Linked DNA regions of Mus musculus: region 1 is linked to region 2. The links are chromatin contacts, found by POLR2A ChIA-PET in ENCODE. All regions are on one chromosome and are shown on one strand. Each heading gives the region's core, a stretch centred on a gene start or an enhancer-like site at or near the end of the contact. The rest is flanking DNA. Distances are from core to core; before and after follow the strand shown. Region 1 holds the start of Adam9 (a disintegrin and metallopeptidase domain 9 (meltrin gamma)). Region 2 holds the start of 5830408C22Rik (RIKEN cDNA 5830408C22 gene).

The links. ChIA-PET counts read pairs that join two places held with the same protein, here RNA polymerase II (POLR2A).
Region 1: POLR2A ChIA-PET joins it to region 2 with 30 read pairs in Patski. The contact joins the promoter of Adam9 here to the promoter of 5830408C22Rik in region 2. POLR2A ChIA-PET finds 5 or more read pairs at or near these places in 4 of 5 experiments (Patski and embryonic stem cell).

What each region holds. Positions count from the first base shown.
Region 1 is chr8:25,015,647-25,018,346 of GRCm38, forward strand. Adam9 (a disintegrin and metallopeptidase domain 9 (meltrin gamma)) reads right to left here and starts at 1,276. Exons shown (of 22, transcript NM_001270996.1): 1 at 1,039-1,276. The coding sequence starts at 1,135. It overlaps Tm2d2 (TM2 domain containing 2), which reads left to right and starts at 1,565. Exons shown (of 4, transcript NM_027194.3): 1 at 1,565-1,946; 2 at 2,420-2,507. The coding sequence starts at 1,723.
Region 2 is chr8:25,100,853-25,103,552 of GRCm38, forward strand. It overlaps 5830408C22Rik (RIKEN cDNA 5830408C22 gene), which reads left to right and starts at 1,327. Exons shown (of 2, transcript NR_155282.1): 1 at 1,327-1,359. Plekha2 (pleckstrin homology domain-containing, family A (phosphoinositide binding specific) member 2) reads right to left here and starts at 959. Exons shown (of 12, transcript NM_031257.3): 1 at 808-959.

The DNA.
Region 1 (2,700 bases), core at 26-2,525, 85 kb before region 2:
TGAAGAACACAAGGATATTCCATTCATTTTTATGCCCATGTGTAACAACAAACATATACATGTACTAAAAATATAATCTGGTTTTTGCTGGCAAACACAAGAAGTTAGAGATTATTAAAATTTCAGTTCCTTTCATAGCGATATTGTTAACTAGAACAGCACGTTTCATCAGACACGTCCTGGAAGCATCCCATTGAAAATTTGTCAGTATTTATAAACTCCAGGAGGACGCTAACTTAATTAAAAAGGAGAAAGCCAAAGACAAGAAGCTGTAATTAGTTTCGTGAAGGTCAGCGGTCCTGAACTCAAATCTACACTCATCACCTTTGAAGGCAACAATTTTGTAAAGCCTTCTATTGTCCATAGTGTTCCCGGAGCTCAAAGAGATAACTAAGCCATGCAAACACTAATTTAATACAAAGGATGAAATAAATAACTTATTTCCAGGAAAAAAAGAACCTAGTGTGTTCCCATTCAGTTTCATCATCCACAATATAAATATCTTACATATTTACGGGAAGTTTCACAATTCAGATGTGCTGGCGAACAGTAATTTAATTCTTTCCGATAATCCCCTGGGTTAAACAGAGCAGAGATTCTTTGTCCAGATTTAGATAGATTGAACTACAGGCTCTAGAAACGTAGCGTTTCGTTGATTTTATTATTTTAAGTATCCTTACTAACAAAAAAAAAAAAAAAAAAAAAAAAAAAAACGGCCCAAGGAAAACCCGCCCTCTTCTCCATCGGGATCCCTGTGGACCTACTGCTGAGTCGTCCAAGACGGCGAACGTCAAACCCCAAATCCTGATAGACTGAAGCAAAAGTTCCATCTCCCAGCCCAGAGCTGGTGACAGCCACTCCACCCGCAAAGCACTCGCTGCAGCCCGGGAGTAGCGAGCGCACCGCCACAGTGCAGCCGGCCGCCGGCCACCGGGCTCCGGGTCAGCGCTGACAGGGGAGCCGGAGCCCAGGGTCCGCCTCGCAGCCCTCACCACCCAGCACTCACTCCCCACAGCACGGTTCCCGTCCGGCACCCACCTGGTCGCCCGGCCTCGAGGACTGGGCCCAGCAAGCCACACGCCAGCAGCCACCTTAGTCGCAGAGAGGCAAGGGGCGAGAGCGCGCGCGGCCCCATAGCGAGGGCTTCGGCAGGTTCCGCTCAACGCGCGGCCGCCGCCTCCGCCCCTTCGGTCATCCTTGCAACCCCGCGGGGGCCCCCGGGCTGGCGGGGCGCTCGCCCTCGGCGAGCACGCGCGCGGCACTGACGCAGCAACCCCCCCCCCCCCAAAAACCCCGCCCCTTTCCCGATCCCGCGGCCAGAGGCTGACGTAGGGAAAATACAGTCTGGCCAACCCACCGGCGGCCGCCGCCGCCGCCGCTCCAGTTCGCGCCCGGCTGTTCCGCCCCTCCGCCCGCTCAGCGGAGACTAGAGAAGGTAGGAGGGGCTGGAGGGCGGGGCTAAGGGAAGCTCCACCCTCCCTCCGCTCCGTGCAGCAGTGAAGGGTCTACTGGAGGGCGGAGCGAAGCCAGGCCACACCTTTCCCCTGGCCGTTTCTGATTGGCCGTAGTGGCAGGCGGAGCGTCGAGCTGCGCACGGGTTGGCTGTGGAACGGAGGGTTGCGTACCCGACGTAGAGAGAGGCCTGACAGCGCCGGGCTCCGGTGGGCCGTGGCGGCCTGGCTTTGTTTTTAGGCCAGGTCTCTAGGACCGGCCCCCGGGAAGATGGTGCTGGGCGGCTGCCCTGTGAGTTACCTATTGCTGTGCGGCCAGGCGGCCCTGCTATTGGGGAACCTGCTGCTGCTGCACTGTGTTTCTCGGAGCCACTCGTTTAATGCTACGGCCGAACTGGATCTCACACCCTCGGGCGCCGCTCACCTCGAGGGTCCCGCGGCCTCAAGCTGGGAATACAGCGACCCCAACTCGCCAGTCATCCTTTGCTCTTACCTGTAAGCTGCCGGGACGTGGCGGGCGGACCTAGAGGGGGATCGGGCCAGGGATAGCTGTTGGTTGTGGGAGCGGAAGGCTGCTTCCACCTCGGGGAGGTGATTCCGGGACTGGTGCCTCTCAATTGCCCTGCCACAGAAAGCAATTAAACTGTGTGTTAGTGGTAGATACTGGGAAGGAGTAATGTAGGCTACAGAACCCTTCCACTTCCTGCACCCTTTCTGCTGCCTTGGTTACAGGATGAGTTCAAGGCCAACCAGCCAGCCTGGGTAACTTGTCTCAAATTTAAAAAAAAAAGAAAGAAAGAAAATTCAAGGGCTGGAAATGTAGCTCAAAGGTAGATAGCACCTCTAGCGTATCCAGTTCCCAGTACAGAAGGAGGAACAGATATTAAAAGAGGAACGAAAATAGCATTGCGTGCGGACACAGAAGCAATCGGCAAAAGGCACTGATGAAAAATCTTACTGATTTGCAGACCCGACGAGTTCGTAGACTGTGATGCCCCAGTGGATCACGTTGGAAATGCAACTGCCTCCCAGGAGCTTGGTTATGGTTGTCTCAAGGTGAGGATTTTGTTCTTTGTACAGGCACCTTCGTGGGAAGCATGGCCGGGTGCTGTTAAAGAATTACAGAAGGGCATACAGACAGACTTGATTTTTTTTTTTTTTTTTTACAACTTCATCCGTATAACTGTCGCTGGAAACATGACAAAGGTTTTAACGGCTGAAGAGCACATTTGCTTTCCTCAGGAACCAA
Region 2 (2,700 bases), core at 77-2,576:
CTCAGTACGTTCTTATTACCAAGTTATTATCATTATTATTAACAAGTCACTAGATGCAACCAAGTTGAAGATAAAACTTCTACCCTTCCTGTGTCTTCTGCTTAGCTGTTGCTGGAAGCGTTATACTCCTCCTGGAGGGGGGTGGGGGGGTGGAGGAGTGGGAGGCAACAAAGAAAGAGTGGGGGATGGGGGACAGCTAATCAAAGACATTAAGAACACTAGCACAATTTTGGAACTTCAGCCTCTACTGCAAACCAAAATGCTCCCAGGAGCCGCAACTGGTTCGTTCTCCCCTGCTCCTCCTCTAGTGTTTATGCGCCTCTGAAAAACTCTTAATTGAGTCCAATCAGGGACAGAAGGAGTACAAACGGAAGATGTTCACGAAGGAAGGAAGCCTTAAAGGTGAAAGACTCGGGGCAGGGCTGCCCAGGGCAGAAGGTGTACAAGGGTGCCCTGGTCATGCCCTGATACTTTTTTTCCCTTCCCACACGACCTGGCCCCATCTCTCCTTTCTTCTTTTCTTTTCCTTTTAAATTTTAAGTCTCCATGGCTGAGCAGAACAGGGAAGCGCGGACGTTAAAGGGGACAGCCTTTTGAGGCTTCCCCTCGAAAGGGTTACCTAACCTGGAACCGACCTACGTTTTCCACCAAGTCACCTCCATTGCCAGGAATCCCAGAAGCCCATGGCGGGAGCAGACGAAAGGAGGAGTCTCCCCAGGGTAGCATTCTAGGCCCGCGCCAAGTTAAAAAGGAGTGAGAAGGAGAAGGAAGAGGCTCCAACACCCAACTCGTGCCTGAGGGACTTGCCTGGGACGTTCTCTGCGCTCCTCCCCTACCCGCTGCCCGGGCAGTCCTTGAGGGGCTACCACCCCTGTGCTTGAACCTCGGAGAAGTTTCGCCGCTGCAAACGTGAGAATCTGCAGCTCCACAGGACACCGCCCCCACACGCCCCACCCCACAGCCCGACCCCTGGCGGTGGCGACCTTGGTCACCCAGGAGGCGCCAGTGCACTGGAGGAGGGGCTGCATTTGGGGCTTTCCTGGGAGCTAGGGGAGGTGGCCCATTGGGCCACCTCCGGTCGCCGTCCACCACCCGGACTGGCGCCACCAAGCAAACCCAGCCGCCCTGCTCCCCTCTCTGCCCTCCGCGCCCGGACCCTTGCGCCTCTCTGCCCGACTCACCGCGCTCTGCGCAGCAAGGGTCGCATCGGGTCCCAGAGCTCTGCGCCTCGGGGCTTCGCTTCCCGCCTGTCCTGCGGCACACTTCTCCCTTATCCTCAGCTGTCCTCCAAGGCCGTCTCTCGACTCTTTTTTTCCGGGTTAATTTCGTTTCACATTAAAGCAAAACCCAGCCCCGGATGTGAGTACAATGCTCCTCGGGCCTCCAGGGGGGAGGAGAGGGGTGCGGAGACCTCGAGGGGACAGCAGCGGGGGATGGCGGGGGGGAGGAGGTTGGTGGGATGTAACCCGGCTGCAGCAGGTGTCCGCGATGGGGTGCTCGACCGTCACGTCCCGAGCCTACTTCTGCGCACTGTGCAGCCGGCCCAAACCGCGGCTGCCCGGAGGGCGAGGGGGCGTTGGGAGTTTAGGGGTGGAGAGAGGAACGCATCGCCCCCTGCGGTCTAAAGTGCACCCCCCGGAGCTAAGAGGGTCGCCAACGCCCTGACCCAGCTTGCCTGGCCCTTCTTGGAGCACGGAGAGAAGTGGGAAAGAGAAGCTGGATTCGATAGGTTCAGCCTAGGGTGACCAGACAGAACTCCAGCGCCCTCGCCCTTCAGTCACACAGCAACCCGTAGGTATCAATCCGGTGCTGGGGCCGATGAGGAAACCGAGACTCCAAGACATTAGGTAACTTGTTCTGGGTCCCCAGTCAGTAGAGGGCAGGTCTGTCCGGTCTAACGCAGGCCTCCCTCGTGGAGACATTGACATTTAAATATAAGTAACGCCAGGCAGACAAAGTGGACTCAATTTTACGGTAAAATTGTCAGCCCAGGGACCGAGCACCGAGAGATGCGGCTTTGGGGGCTGGGGGCGGGGAGGAGGATGCTGATGTCAGCCGTGTGGGTCCAAGGTACTCGGAGTGTGTAGTGAAAAAGTCGCCCCCGGAAGCTCTGCAGGACTAGGCCTGGCTTCGCGGGTGGGAAGTACGGTGCGAGGCAAAGGCAGCCTGGCAGCCTGGGGGCTGAGGGCTGCAGCCAGGTGAGCCGGCAGGAAGGCGGGACGCCCGGCAGCACACGCCCCGAAAGCTCCCCTGATGAAACCGCAGGCGCTTCCTCTTCTATTTTGATAGCCAAAGCGAAAATGAGCCGCCCAGTTCGCTCAGGTGTGAAAAAAAGACGTTTGCTTTAGAACATTATGCTCTGAATGAGGAAGGAAAAGAAAACGAGGTGGGGAGAGGGGAGCCATTTCCCTTGAAATAAACATCAACGTCAATTTTGTACGTTTGAGGAGGTCCCTTGCCCTGCATTGGGGCTTCAAGTAGCATTTCTCCTAACCGGCTCCCATTCCTTAGGCAGCTGGTGACCCGTGACCCCGCTCAGTGCCTCAGTTTCTATATCTGGGTCAAGCGAGTCAATTCTTGCGGGGTTTCCTTCCTACACAAAGGTGCTATGTACTTTTTTTTTTTTTTTTTTTTAACGAGATGGTCATTTTTACCGTAAAATGGAGGCTGCTCTAAACCATCAGCTCAGGTTAAATTTGC